2 separate regions of the Homo sapiens genome follow, and region 2 is linked to region 1. A link is an interaction called in ENCODE POLR2A ChIA-PET data of the cell type or tissue named here. Cell type or tissue: A673. All regions are shown on one strand.

Region 1 (8,000 bases):
TGGGAAGCTGGGGAGGGGTGTGGTCCCAGAACATAAGGAGGGGGAAGACTAGGAGAGGTGTCATATCAGGGGACTTCCTGGAGCTGTGGATTTGCTAATGCTGCCCTCTCTTCACTCTAAGGCCCTGTCTGTGACATCAAGTGACCTCCCTATATTAGACTCTTGTGTGCAGAAAAGGCTATACCTTTGTAGCCAAGGAAAACCCATTTCAGTGGGCAGGAACCCACATCAGAGTCCGCAGGTAAGCACCCCTAGTAAGGCTAAATGAGGAATAGATTGGAAGATCCAAGAGATCTGGAAAAGGGGGCCTTTTATGAACCTTAGACGCAGGAACTGCCATTGCCCAAACCCAGCTCCAAACCCAGCTCAGCAGGATGGGGCCTCCCCATACTCCACCCCAAAGCCTGCAGTGGAAACCTCAGAACTGACCTTCCAGATTGACCAAGTTGGTAGTCTTAGCTCTAGATTGCACCTGAGGAAACTGAGGTACCTAGAAGTCAAGTAATTTGTTCAGCATTACATGCTGGACTCTACGTCCAGCTTTGTCTGATTCCAAGCCAGGGCTTGCAATGCTGCACCATGTACTGTGTGGAGGTTTTAGTGCACTTCAGAGTTTCTATAGCTATCTTCCCAACTATCCTGTGAGCACGTAGAAGGCAGAAGCAAAGTTTTCTTTACTATTTGCATGGCTTCATTTTAACACATTTACTGGGGGCTCACTTCATGTCGGGCATTGCGCGAGGTGGGAATAGCTACATGATATCATATTTGGGGCGTATGTTCAAGAATTTCAAGATGGTGACAGCAGAGCATGAAACCAAGTGCAGGGTCTTTCTGAGAGCAGCTCCCGAAGCCAGTCCAGTCATCAGAAGAGCAGAGAGAAGAGCACAAAACCAGACACAACTGCAGTGTCCTCTGAGAACGGGGACAGCTGTAGGCGCAGGGCTAAGGGAGCTCAGAGGAGAGCACTAAGCCCAACAAGCACTTGACTCGATGGCGATACTACACATTTGCAGCTTCTCAGCGGGTGCTGAGGAAAGCACCTCGGTGCACGTGACCTCACAGTGACATAATGAGGCAGACATTATTTATGTAACAAGAAAACAGCATAGATCCTATACTACCTACCAGATACTTCCCTCTTCCCCAAGCGTTTGTAACTATTAACCACTTTGCTCTTAATCTTTTGATGTAGTTGCTTTGTTATCCCCATTTTACAGAAAAAGAAGCTGAGGTTCAGAGACATTAAGTGACTTGGCAAAGTCGAAGCTTCAACCTCAGATTAGTCTGTTTCTGGGTCTAGAAGTTTTTCTACCAGAGCAGCACTTCCATGCAAGTAACCTCGGTGAATCAGCTTTAGAAAACATATGATACGCAGACATTGTGTGAAGGCCTCTGGGGTCCCCTCCTTGCTGGGATGAGATGACAGGTCCACAAGGGGGCCAGGGGCAGCTGGTGCCCAGGGAGGGGCTGCACAGTGAGCCCCAGGGCCTGCAGCTTAGAGAATCCTTTGTCTGAGGATCAGCATGTGTAGGGGTGGGACTGGTTAAAACAAACGATTGCACCTTTCCTCCTTTTAAAGGGGAAAACATTGGGAAATGAAATTAGAATAAAACGAAGGGGAGAAAAACATCCATTGTCCCAGTATCCAAATACTACCGCTGTTAATATGTTGAAATATTCCCTGCCAGTCTTGAGGGATGTGGGGAAAGTGTGCCTTCTTATATTTTGGGGGAAATGCAAAGTGGTATAACTTTTACTGGAAGCAATCTGGCAACATCTATTAAAATAAAAAAAGTATATACTCTTCAACTCAGCAGTCTAACTCCTGGGAATCTAGCCCACAGAAATAAAAGCTCCGTTAGGTAAAAATGTAAGTACAAAGATGTTTATTGCAGCGTTATTTGAGTGGCGTTCATGCATGTGCACACACACAGGGAACACAGTGAATGCCCATCCCAGAGAAAGGCTGAATAAATGAGGGTACATAAAACATGGACTATTATATAGCCATTAAAAAGAATGAATTAGCACTATACTATTTGACTGGGGGTAGGGAGGTACATTAGTCTATTTTGTGTTGCTATAAAGGAGTACCTGAGACTGGTTAATTTACAAAGAAAAGAGGTTTACCTTGGCTCACAGTTCTGCAGACTGTTCAGGAAGCATAGAGCTGGCATCTGCTTCATGCAAGGACCTTCACACAAAGAAGCTTATACTAATGGTGGAAGGTGAAAGGCACATCACATGGTAAAAGAGGGAGCAAGAGAGAGAGGAGGAGGTGCCAGGCTCCTTTAAGCAACCAGATCTCATGTGAACTCATAGAGTGAGAACTCACTCATCACCATGAGGACAGCACCAAGCCATTCATGAGGAATCTGCCTCCATGACCCAGACACCTCCCACTAGGCCCCCTTACAACACTGGGAGCCACATTTCAACATGAGATTTGGAGGGGACACAAACCATATGAGGAGATATGTTGAAAGGGAAAAGATAGATGCAGAAAAAGGTGTGTAACATGATTCACTTTTTATAAAACAATAACAGAAATGACCTGCCTTTGCGTTTGTATGCATATACATGTATGTTGACACAGGTCTGTACAGGATTATACAAATCTGCATATAAACATGGAAAGACACATAATAAGCTGTTAACATGTGTTACCTGAGCAGGTATAGAGGGTATGGGGTGGGGTGTCACTTAATAACATGGGACAGGAAAAGAGGAGAGGGAATTCTCAGAACAAAAAGGAGGAAAACAAAGACTACTTATTTCCCACCAGTCTTTTTTCACTATATAATCTTCCTCCAGCCAACTCCCTAGCTATATAATCGGTGCTTCCCATGCAGAGCAGTTTGGTGGTAAAAACAGGGTCACAACCACACAGTACAGTAAACATCTACATCTAACTCCAGGCCCTACCAGATCTCCAGCCCTGCCCTTTTTTTGAGATGGGGTCTCACTCTATTGCCCAGGCTAGAGTGCAGTGGTGTGATATCGGTTCACTGCAACCTCAACCACCAGGGATCAAGTAATTCTCCTACCTCAGCCTCCCAAGTAGCTAGGACTACAGGTGCACACCGCCACACCTGGCTAATTCTTTCGTATGTTTTGTAGAGATGAAGTTTTGCCATGTTGCCCGGGCTTGTCTTGAACTCCTGGGCTCAAGCAATCTGCTCACCTTGGCCTCCCAAAGTGCTGGGATTACAGGAGTGAGCCACTGTGCCTGTCTCCAGCCCTGTTTTAAAAATTCAGTCCACCACTCTGGGAGTCTGCTCATCCAGTGATCAGGCACTGCTAGTCATTTTGTTCCTCTACTTCCAAAGCCTCCATTGCCTGCCAACCCAAACAAGTCTCCCTTGCACCCTGCTGCTGAACATGAGAGCACCATCTCCAGTTGTTCCCAAACATGAGGCGTGGCCTCTGAGATCTTGGAAACTGCTGGAGCTGTAGGAGCTCCACACATAGCTGCCTGATCTCTTCTTGGTCCCTCCTCCCCGGGCTGGTTAGGGTTTGGGGGCTGTGAGCAACAGAAAGCAAAATGGGCAAGCGCAACCAACATAAAAGGGAACTTGGTGGGAGAATTTGGGGGAGGTCACAAGATGGAGAGAAGGATAAAAACCGAGCTGTAAACTGACAGGAAGCGGTGGCTCAAGAGTCTCTCAGGAGCAGAAACTCTGTCCATCTCCCTAGCTGGTCATTCCTGGGGAACCGAACGAACGCCAGCCCTACCTTCTCCCTTGCTTCTGCTCAAGATTCAGGGTCCCAAGAGAATGTGTCATTGGTTATGTGTGTACCCCCTGGCTGAAGAAGGGCAGTGGGTGGAAGGTTCCAGCAAAAGGAGCCTTTGGGCCCCCCTCCATCCTTCCCAGTGAAACACAGACGTTTGCTTTCTATAAATTGAGACTGCATGCTGTGAGGGGAGCACTCTACACAAAGGAAACTGGGGGCTGCCGGGGGAGGGGAAAAGTCTCTGCGGTCTCAAAAAAGTCAAATCTCTACTTCTCACACCCTCCCCATTCAGAGTCTAAGGAGATGGGCAGGGTTGGTTTTTACTTGAGATTCTTCTGGTTGCAAGTGACAGAAACCAACTCAAGCAAGCATAATCAGAAAAGGGGGCTTTCTCTTAAGGAATCAGAGGAGCTTGAAGAACTCAAGCCTCGGCCAGGCGCAGTGGCTCTCGCCTGTAATCCCAGCACTTTGGGAGGCCAAGGGGGGCAGATCACCTGAGGTCAGGAGTTCGAGACCAGCCTGGCCAACACTGTGAAACCCGTCTCTACTAAAATACAAAAATTAGCCGGGTGTGGTGGCTGTTGCCTGTGATCCCAGCTACTCAGGAGGCTGAGGCAGGAGAATCGCCTGAACCCAGTAGGAGGAGGTTGCATTGAGCGGAGATCATGCCACTGCACTCCAGCCTGGGCGACGCAGCCAGACTCCATCTCAAAAAAAAAAAAAAAGAACTCAGGCCTTAGGAAGGGCCATTTGAGGACCAAGCTTCTCTCTGGCTTCTCTATTTAAAAATACATGGTCTCTAAATCTGCTCCTTCCCCCTCCCCCTGCACTTGTCTGAGCCCTTCTCTCTCTCCAGACTGACTGTCTGCCCTTCATGCCCAGAAAGTTGGAAATCTTCCAGCCCACAGCTCCTGCATTTACATTTTTCCCTAGCTAAAAAAGCAGTCCAGCTGTCTGGCTGTCTCTCGGCCTCAATTAGGAATCTCCCAAAGGGACAACTGGATTGGCTCTGCCTGGGTCAGGTTTTCATCCTTGCTCCAATCAGCTGTGGCCAGTGGGCGGGGTCACCTGGTGGAAATATGGCTGTCGGGAGCCTGGGGTTGGGGTAGGAAGGCCTCATCCAGGGCAATGGGAACCAAGGGAGAAAATGGAGGGAAAACTTTAATTCAAGTGCAGAGTCCAGCAAACCAGGAGCATTTTTGGAACCACAGAAAGTGAGAGGCAGAAACTCAGCGTCCTGTATGGAGTTAGGGGTCAGGGCAACGGATAGAAAAGTGAGAGAATCAGGTTGGGAGCAATAGGGAGCCATAGCTTCAGAAACTGCTTGAAATTACCGAGGTAGCAAGTCTTGCTGCTTGCTTTTAGTAGCTGCACTGGAACATGATATGGGACTGGGTTAATTTGGCTTTAAGACCCAGGCATGGAGCTGACAGTTGTGATTAAAATGGGGAAACAATTTTGAAAAATTAATTTTTACTTTTTCCAAAGTGATACATGGACATAGTTCTAAGAAATCAAAAAACACAAAAGAGGCTTCCGGTGCAAAGCGGCTGTCTCCCACCCCAGGGCTTCTCATTCTCTCACCACTCCTGAGAGGAAACAATTTCAACTCCCTTAGGCATTGCTTCTATTATTTATCTTCATATACTTCTAAATAATTTGCTATGCTGCTTTTCCCCCCATTATCTATTGACTTCATGTTCTGGTAATTGAGGATTTAGCTACTTTATAAGCTCTCTCCTCCATTTCTCCTTTGATTATCTTACTATGTTATATCATAGTTTGGGGCTGTGTTTACATTATTATGGCTGTGAAAATATTATTCCCCCATGACCCAAGTCAGGTACATTCCTCCATTTGTACATCACTTTGCTTTTTTGTTTGCTCAATTCTCTGTCCTCCAAAAGAAGTATCAAATGCCTATCAATATTGTTTTCCAAAAGTTTGAAACAACATGCTGGATAATATACAAATTTCACCTCCATGCCTTCCCACTTCACCCCTTATTTGGACCGGCTGCTCTCTGGTTATCTCTAAAATCCAGCCAGTTTCTTGGGTGAGATCCCCATTTTCCTGTATCCCATGTATTCCTATTTATTGGTTTCTTTTCTTGTTTGGCTGAAGCACATCCTATGGTAATTTCCTAAGGAAAGGTGCAAGGGAGGTCAATTTTTTTGCGTGTTTGAAATATACTTATTCCACCATCATACTTGATTTATGATCAGGCTCTGTGTTCAAAATAGGGTTCCTCTCTGCATTCATGTTTCCATTGTCTTCTATTTCTCAAGTTCTAGTTGAAGTCTGACACCATGTGGATGTGGTGGACATGGGGAGGGTACCCTGGGTCCCTAACTCCTCTGAATGTAGACTTTAAATTAACTGCAGTGCCTTCCACTCTGCACATCGCCATGGATTTTTGCAGACTTGGAGCATTCAAGCTCTGAATCTCTCAGGAATCCTTTAAGATAAATCAATGTGCTTCTCACTGGTCTGCCTTCCGCAAGTGCTGAAGTTTGTAACTTTCTCCACTGTGCTGAGTCATTACCACTCATCCCTCTGCTTCCCAGAGCCCAGGTATTTGTTGAAATCTCTTATCTCCTGATGTCACAAACCACTTTGGACTTGGCATTTCATATATGTCTCCCCATTTACTGTCAATTTAATAAAATGTTGCCAGTGAGAGAAGGTCAAGGTATATTTAATCCATCATATTTAACTGGATTGAAATTCTTATTTTTCCCTCATATATATAATATACAATATTTATATATTAATATATGTTGTATATTTATGTATTATTTATAATATATTATAAATATGTAATATATAATTATATACTTATAATATATAATATAATTACATATTTATAATATATAATAATATAATATAATTACATATATTTATATATTCATATATATGAATCTTACAAGCAGATTTCAGAGGGTGATTTCTCAGTCTGTTTTGTGCTGCTGTAACAGAATACCTGAGACTTGATAATTTGTAATCAACAGAAATTTACTTGGCTCACAGTACTGGAGGCTGAAAGTTCATATATATGTCCATATCCATATTATGGAAGTTTTACGGATTTCTTTTTAAATTGCTGTATAGTATTTTACAATCCATTAAGAAGATGTGGGATGGTTTACTTACCCAATCCCTTATTGATAGACATTTAATTTGCTTTAATTTTTCACATAATGAACACCTTTATGCATATGGCTCTTTCTGTATTTGGTATTGTTTTCTTGGGATATATTCCCGTATCCAAAGGTTGTGAACCTTTTAAACATATTTTGATAAATGTTGCCAAACTGCTTTCTAGAATGTGTGTACCCATTTTACCCGTAGGCAAGAGAAAGGAGTAGACTGTTGTAACTGCCTGGCCTGGTCTTCTGTGGCTGTATATATCTTGTTTAGCTTCAGGTCTCCTGCAGTTTGCCCCAGCACCAAGTTCTGGTGAATCTGTGTAAGTTGATAATGGCATCCATTCCTGCTGAGAAATGCCCACATTCTTATCTTGACCAGCTTAAAAAAAACAATGTGGATGAGGGAAGAAAGAAATGTGAATTCCTTTTTTCTCTTTCTTAGTCTTACTTCTGTGGGTGGTAGGGGAAGTGCAGGGAAAAGAGAAATAATTTTTTAAAAGTTATTTGAAAAAGCATGAGGTGAAACCAGTCTGGAAGGTCAGTAACTGTAAACAGGATAATTTTACTACTTCGCCTCCTCACTTCAGGAACAAAGGTGTCTGAATATACCAGTAACGTCACTGTTATGATTTGAATGTGTTCCCCAAAGTTTGTGTGTTGAAAACTTCATCCCCAGTGCAACAGTACTGAGAGCTAAGACCTTTAAGAGGTGATTAGGTCATAAGGACTATGCCCTCATGAATAGATAGTGTCATTATTGTGGGAGTATAAAGTGTCATTATCGTGGGAGTTTGTTATAACATTAAGTCTGGCCTTCTCTAGTGCATGCTGTCACCATGTGATGCCCTCCATCATGTTATGATGCAGCAAGAAGACCCTCACCAGATGCAGTCCCTTAATCTTGGACTTCTAGCCTCCAGCACTGTGAGCCAAATACATTTCTGTTGATTGTAAATTACCGAGTACTCTGTCGTAGCAGCACAGAACGGACTGAGATAGTCGCCTTCTGAAATCAGCTTGTAAGATTCGTAGACCTTCAGTGCTGGAAAACCTGGTGAGGTCATTCATTCAGGGCCCCATTTTACAGATGAGGAGACGGAGCCTAGAGAGACT
Region 2 (8,000 bases), 590 kb before region 1:
TATTTTGGATCCAGCATTCTCTGATTTGTCCTCCTCTAGCTTCCCCAAGAGTCATACAAATATTGGGGGATTCACAAGCATTGTCCCCCACTGGTGAACACCAGGAACAAGTGGGCAGTGGGGGCTGCAGAGTGTTTCTAGAGAAAGGGCTTAGGGGTGGCCCCTGCCTGGGTGGCACAGTGAGCACACTGTACTCCTAGGTAGATCGGATATTGACTTGGAGAGGTCTTGGAGAAAGGCTGATGAAGGTGATCGACAGCCTAAATCTCTGAAGCCGTCTCCTGATGCAACCTCTGACCCAACAATCTCTGGGTCTTGCTGTTATCAGCTCCATCAGTTTTACTGGGTGAGTAATTCATTTACCTGCTGTTATTGCCAGGGTGTCATCCTTTTCCTAGTTCCTGGTGGAATTGGAGATATGCTATCGGGAGTCCTTTTAGAAAGTGCCTTGTCTCCTATCCCATCTTTATAGCCCTGCATCTCACATCTCCAGCGACCTTGGCCTGCAGCCTGTTAAGGGGATTGGTGCTGAAGGCTGCTAAGCTCACCTTGAGAGCCCGTGATAGCAAAGGCTGGGGTGATGCTCACAGCCTCCTTTGTTCTTTTATTTGCCCAGCCCTGAGCAAACAAGCCTCAATAAACTAAATGGCATTTGGATATTGAAAATGCAAAGAGAAAGTGTCTGGAAGAACAATAAAGGAGTTAGAGCAGAGGTTGCGTGCAGGAGGAGATTACATTGTCTAATTCCCCTCAAAGGCACCATGGTTTTCCAAACAAGAAGTGTTTATCTGAAGCCTGGGTGAGAGCCCAATCGGAGTTTTGCTCTAACAACATCAACCTTATTTGACTGGATGCTGACTCAGAAGCTGTGATTTTGTAGGCAGGACCTGTGCTCACATCTTAGCTAGGCCCCAGGAATGATACAAAATGATGCCAGGTCGCAGAAGCCCTTGGCCTCAATGGGGAGGAAAAATGGATAAGAACAAAGCAACTGGGGGACCATAAAGGCCTGAACCAAGAGGCAATGGCTCTTCCAGGAAGCTTCTGGCCTCTCCTGGAAATCAATTACTTCTTTCTTCCCTGTGAATCCACAGCACTTGGCTAGCGCTTCCATAATTGCACAGAATTAAGTTTCTATCTTTGCATAGTAAATTATTTATATTTTTGTCTCTCTCTTTAGACCAGAGGGTCTGCAAACCATGGCCCAAGTAGCTTTTGTAAATAAAGTTTTATTGGAACATGGCCACTCATTTGTTGATACGTTGTCCGTGGCTGCGTTTGTACTTGAAGGGCCGAGTCGGGTTATTATTGCAACAGAGATGGTCTGCAAAACTGAAGTATTTACCATCTGGTCCTTTACAGAAAAGGTTCGCGGACCTCTGATTAGACCATGGGCTGGTGGAGAGCAGGGACTGGGTCTTACTCATATTTCAATCCCTAGGCACAGTGCTGCGCACAAGATGGACTTCCATAAATGCTTAATTAAGGAAAGAAGTGTCCAAGCTGGAGAGAATGAAGAGCATCAAGGGGAAACAGTTAAATTACTTAAGAGCAAGAGCCAGTTTTCCTAAGACTTTAAAAGCCTTCATTTACATATACAGAGTTGATAAGCTAATTACACAACAATCTTGTCCTAACCGTTAAATCAGCCCCCTAAGGTCTTGTTAGATAACACCTTGTTAACCTAGTTCAAGGAAACCTGCTGTTTCTCGAAAATAATAAAAGCTCAATTTCTGCAATCCAAACTCGACTCCCCCAACCACTCCAATCTCTCTTTAGTCTGAATTAGATATTAAATCGACATTTCCACTGAATTGGAAACGACCATGAAAATAATCAGTATTGCTCTATAAGTATGGCATTTCTCGAACTGTAGAGGCTGGCTGAGTGCAGCCCTATTTTATCCATCCTGCACTGTAGGCCTAGTCCTCAGGGCCCACATGCTTTCCCAGGACCTAAGAAAATGATCGTGACATGGAAATTTAAAAAGTGTTGCCTCCAAAATTAACATTCCTTGCAACTGAGCAAAACCAATATGAAAAAATGTTTAATTATGAGTCTACTAAGCAAATGACATTATACCAGCTCCAACTCAACTCCTACAGTTATTTATAAATTAGATGAAATGCGAGATGTGGGTGCATGTTAAGATGTTAGTTATGATGTAAGGGTGGTGCCTCCAGATGTGAAAATGGATGCAGAGGAGGATGTGCGTTTTGGGGGTCCCAAAGCTCACACAATTTTAGGACCTTTCTTTAAGAAAATGGATGCAGCACTTGAACCCGGGAGGTGGAGGTAGCAGTGAGCTGAAATTGTGCCACTGCACTCCAGTCTGAGCGACAGAGTGAGACTCCCTCTCAAAAAAGAAAAGGAAAGAAAAGAAAATGGATACAGCAATATCTTACTTCTGCAAATTTTAGCCAAGCATATGACCAGGTGAACACTCAGTATGGGTACTTCCAGAGCTCTGCAATGACCAGTGCAGGTCATTGCACTGCATTCAGAGAGGTTCTGAAGTCCAAGATTCCTCAGCCTGATGGTAAATACTCCCCAGGGTGGATGGGTTGTTACATCAATTATAGTAGAATGAGCTTGGAAAGTGCTGTCACCCCAGGCTTGGAGAGTCACACAATTCCTGTTAACTCTTTAAATGTTCTGAGAAAGTCCTCCAGTTCAGAAAGTTAACTTTATTTGACCCAGAGTTTTCAAAACTTGGTTTTTTTTCTTTTTCTTTTTCTTTCTTTTTTTTTTTTTTTTTTTGCTATAGAGACCCTCTCTGGGTGAACATTTTTGAACATCTCAGAAAGGGCTGGGAAAGGTTGACTTAGTCCCTTCTGCCTTCCGCTGCCCCCGCAATGCTCTTTCATTTTATGAAGAAGGAAACAGCAAGGACTCTGACTTCTCTGTTATCTCAGAAAAGAGCTGAAATTATCCCTCAACCTCAACCTCAGGTTGCAGACACGGCAGGTCAGAGAGGAGTTTTTCTGCAGAGGGTGGTCAGGGAGGAGAGGGGTTAGCTTAGAGGACAGGGCCAGACCTACTCATAAGGTATTTCTAATGTAGCGAAACACTTCCTCCAGAAAAAAAAAAAAAAAAAAAATTCCACACCTTTCTCTTGTTCAGAATTTTAAAAGAATGGGGCATTTTGCTTCAGATGGGGGCAAAAGTGGCTTGATGTGTGGATTCCTGTGTCTCACTTTCTCTTGCTTTCTTCTTTAAGAGTTTAGCCCAAGCCTGGAAACATCATTTTCAGGTCCCTGTGCAAAATGGAAATGCTGGGGCTCCCTGTTCTAGAATTATTCAGAATTTCAAGAGAGCATTCAACCAAGTTGGGGGTGGTGCCCTTTGGAGCTCAGGCCCTGAATAACTAGCCTCATAGGTTGCGTGCCCATGAAGCCAGTCCTAGTTAGTGCATATTCGTGTTTACTTATTTCAAAGTTCAAAGTTCTGAAGATATTTAGAGTCTGTATGTAAGGCCCAGTGGCGTAAGAGCTTTTAACATAATGAGCCAGATCTGGGCACCAGCGTGGAGATGCATTTTTACAGGGTGAATCATTAATTGGGCATTCTAAGAGTCACTCAGCCTTTTCAATGATTCATCAGCCATGCTGATGCTGTTGTGTAGTTCATATTATTGTTGTAATTAGCTGATGCTTGTCAAATGTAAACCTGGCTCTAACCTGGGTGTTTTCAAAAACAGCACTAGTTACTGTGTATTCAGGTAGAGGGGGTCAGCATACTGTAACTCTCTGTTTTCCTGACTTGTAATAATTAACCCCTTCTCTCAGGGGACGCACTCTCATTGTCTTTCCTGTAAACAGTTGGTAATTGTGAGTGGAGCTGTGGAGTGAGAAAGTGGGTACTGCTTTTCCTGTTTCAAGGGCCTGCATGTTCAGAAGCAGCAGTGTGGCATGGGAGATGTTATAGCAGCAGAGTCAGGGGCCAGTTCTTTCACTGCCTGATAACTTGGGCTTTCCAAGGGAAAGGGAGGGAGGTGGTCACTGCGGGTGAGACAAAGAAAGTGCTTGGTAAGGGATTTCTGGGATCCTTGAGCCCAGAGTGGATTAGATGGGATTAGAGACCCACTCTGAGCTGTTTCTACCTGCATCTTAATCCACTCCAGAGCTGAGGCTTCCTGATCCCTCTAACCAGGTGCATGTTCACTGGGCTTCCAGCTTCCAAGCCTTCTACCTGTGGAATGCTTGGTCCAATGTCTGGGGCACCCACTCTTACTCCAAACTCCTCCAGATCTGCAGAGTGGCCCAGCATATTCTCTTCTTGAAAGGAGGTCTTTGCCTAACAGAAGTAAGTCTGTAACCCTAGGCTGATTGGAGAAAGGGGTGTGGTGTTTATGTGACCTGTTTTCTTGCCTCCAGGGCAGGTCAAGGAATCCTTCCTTGACCCTTAAAAACAGCAGTGGTTTTAACAAGTTTTCTCCTTTTTGCTTTTAACTTTTTCTTGGTTCATAGTCTGCATGCTACTGTCTCATGGAGCCAGGAGCAGAGCAGGAGAGGGGGAAAGCTGGGGTCTGATGGAGGCTGGGAACCTTGTGGCCTGTGCCTGAGCTCTGTGGGACCATGTTGGGGCAGGGATGGGAGTGCCCTAGGCCCGGAAGCAGGTTGGCCGTGGCTCAACACTCACCAAATGCACCCAACCTTAGCTAAGACTTCTCCTTATAGGGGGATCATCGATACCACATCTTCCGGGCCCATTTTCCTTACTTAACCAGATGTTAGGCCATGCAGATTGGAGAAATATAGTTATCTCTACTTAACACGTCATAAATTACAATCATAAATTACCCCCGTGTTTGTGTGCCCTTGTTCCGAAAGCAAAGGTTCTGAAACAACCTTAGTTGAGATGGACGTTTCCAGTGAGGGTAGGTATATCAGTAGGTTGAGACGAAGCATGCCAATGCAGGTACGATTTACTTATTTGTTTTTAATTGCTGTAGATAAACCCTAATTCATAACTATTTACTGGAGGTGAATTGGGCCCCCATCCGCTCCACTTTTAAGGCAAGCTTAAACTTCTCCCTGATAACCTGTCACTGGTTTTGCCTTTAAAGACCCAGCCTCATCAGCCCATTTTCTTATTGCCACAAAAAAACCTGTGCAGCCACTGACCTCCTCTGTGACCTCGGGCAAGTCCTTTCCTTACACTGGGCATTCACTGCCCCATCTATAAGCAGAAGGTAATAGACCGGCCCATCTCTATGCCGGAGAACTTTGTCTTCAAACCCCACAGCCTTCTCTTTGCGCTGAGGGCAGGGCTACTGGTCGATGCAGGAGGAGGAGGCCTTGGAGAGGTCCCTCTGATGAGGAAGCCCATCCGAGCGGCTCTCATAGGCCACACACTTGAAACGAAGTGCGCGTCTCCACTTGAACGGTAAAATCTCGGTGCTGACCCAAGGCTCTGATGGTAGGTTTTCTAGGGAAGGCTGGTGGGTTTCCTCACTGGGAGCAAGGCATCCTCTGCAGTCACATATGGGCAATGACAGCTCATTCTCACTAGGGTCTGTCCTGCTCACATCACAAAAATAACCATAAAAGTCCCTATTATTTACTGAGGGCTTATCGTGGGTGAGGTGCCGCACTGAGGGGCAGTCCCTCCAGGGGTATTGTTTCCATTTCACAGGGAGAAGTGTTGTTGAAGTTCAGAGAAGTTAGGTAACCTGCCTAAGGCCTCACAGCACCACGAGTGGCAGAGCTGGGATTCTACCCCAGGCACTTAGCTCTGAAGCCCGAGCTCCTGACCACTTTGCCTGTATCCTTTCATAAATGTAATCTTTAAGCTGCGGCTGTTCCCTGTTAAGCCCCTGTTTAAAGATCTATCAAAGTAGATGCCTCCTCTGAGTTGCAGCCTTCTCTGATTCTCCTTATCATCATGAGAGCAGATACCAAGAGGTAGAGATGGCCAAAAGGTTTTAAGTTCCCTCTATTCTCTTGTACAATGCAGTGCCAAGTAATACCCTGGGGTTACTCACACTGCTATGGCCTCTAGTTGAAGATAGGAGTGCTGTGGTTTTTTTCTTGGCAAGAAATTGTGGACCAGGGGTGATATCCAATCACAGTCCTCTGGCCTCATTTGAGACACAGAGGGCAAGTATTTTTTTAACCCTATTATTTTACAAAAATATTAAAAGGCAAGCAACTGGACATGGTGGCTCATGCTGTAATCCCATTGTTTATGGGAAGCTGAGGTGGGAGGACCACTTGAGGCCAGGAATTCGAGATCAGCCTGGACAACATGGTGAGACCCCATCTCTACAAAAAAAAAATATATATATAGTCAAGTGTGGTAGTGCACACCTGTAGTCCCAGCTACTTGAGAGACTGAGGCAGGAGGATTGCTTGAATCCAGGAGCTTAAAGCTGCAGTGAGTTATGATCGTCCCACTGCACTCCAGCCTGTGTGACAGAGCACGATTCTGTTAGACTGGGTAACAGAGTGAGACCCTGTCTCAAAAATAACAGCAAGTAAGCAATCATGATTTTTTGACTTTTCAAGGAATTTGCAAACAACATGTATTCCCTTTGCCCATCTAGCTTTTGGGAAAGGACACCCAAATTCCAACAGTCACCTACCTAGAAAAATAGATAACCACAGCCATGGTCCATTCCATTGCGACTTGGTGATGTCAGAAGGTCTCAGGCTCAGGAGGGGCATCTCCCAGGGTCTCTCAGCAAATATCCCGATTCCTTAAACTGGGACAGTGTTTTCTGTCTGCAGAGTGTGCTCCCACCTTGGAATGGGCTTGTCTGGCCTGACCCTGAATATGCCCAGCAGGGACTGCATCCCTCAGTTCATAGATACAGAGGTTGAAGGTCAGGGAGGTGAAGACAGAAGGGGCAGCCAGTCAGAGCCAGCAGCTGCAGCAGGACCCAGATTTCTTGATTCTGAGTCCAGGATTCTTTCCACTCCACCAGCTCTCTTGTATGGACAGCTCAGGGGTCAGAGAAAGCACCTTTATTTCTGAATTTCCTTCTTCTCTCCTGTAGCCTTATGACCAGTGTTCAGAAGATTTATCTCTTTCTAGCTTGGGACTTGCACCCAGCAAGTTTCCATGCAAGGCAGCTGCCTTTAAGAAGAACAGAAGAGTCCCAGTTGGGCTTATGGGGAATGAAATCAGTCCCAAGCCCCGATCTCTCTGAAAAGTTGTTATTAAATTCTGTGCCTGGCCCTGACCTGGATTTAAAGATTTGCAAGAAGACAAATTCCAAACAGATGCCCATTAGGGCCGTGACAGCCGCAGCTTAAAGATAACATTTACATTCTGCCGGGGTTTGTATCTCTCTGTTCCCCACTCGGCCCCTCTCTTTCCTCCGGTGGGATCAATACCTCGGTTGAGGTTACGTGGAGGTGGCCACATTCTTTTAAGCTGTTTGCTCAGTGCTTGGTTTGCTCTGCTAACACGCTGGGCACTTCTTCCAACAGCCCTGTTTGCCCAGCATTAGGGCTGTTTGTTGAAACACCTAGCCCAATCCGAGGGGGCTCAGCTTTCTAAACAGTTGGTCCCCGAATCTGTCAATCAATAACACCAATTGGGTTCCTGATACGAACAGCAAGTGTGGCCAAGTCCAATATTTGCCCAAACACTGCCTCCTCCCCCTGCACCTGACTGTCCCCCAGCTTGACTAAAAGGACGATCACCAGGCGCATGGGCTGCTGGGAAGATACAATGTTGGCAAACAGGGAGCTGGTTCCAGGAAAGAAGGGCACATGAGCAAACATGATGGCCCCTTTATGAGAGGTAATTTACTGAAATGCACAGCGATTACCTGCTCACCCAGCCCTGATGTAATTAAAAATGGCAGGCTAGGGGCTCTGTTTCCCCCGGCTCTGGCAGAGAAACCTGGGTTTCGACTTGTGAAGCTTGAGGTTGGATGTGGGAATTGGCTTGGAGTCATAGGCGATGAGAGGGACATTAGGATATTATGAAGCCCGTGAACTCAACTCCTGAGAAGGACGCAGCAGAGCGAGAGAAAAGGTATCTTCAAA

The links. Peaks named below come from ENCODE experiments on the same cell type or tissue, not always from the same donor. Only the 100,000 strongest peaks of a DNase experiment are listed, where the experiment ranks them.
Region 2: POLR2A ChIA-PET joins it to region 1 with 18 read pairs; 3 of 35 experiments call an interaction of 5 or more read pairs at or near these places.

Annotation. Positions count from the first base shown.
Region 1 is chr15:70,144,005-70,152,004 of GRCh38, forward strand. No RefSeq gene overlaps it. Among named protein-coding and RNA genes, the nearest start is that of TLE3, 50 kb to the left of the region's middle. In A673, no CTCF peak of the experiment used is centred here; a DNase peak (open chromatin) is centred at 4,687.
Region 2 is chr15:69,554,029-69,562,028 of GRCh38, forward strand. DRAIC (downregulated RNA in cancer, inhibitor of cell invasion and migration) reads left to right here and starts at 7,692. Exons shown (of 5, transcript NR_026979.1): 1 at 7,692-7,989. RefSeq lists enhancers at 4,032-4,535, 4,536-5,037. In A673, no CTCF peak of the experiment used is centred here; a DNase peak (open chromatin) is centred at 3,553.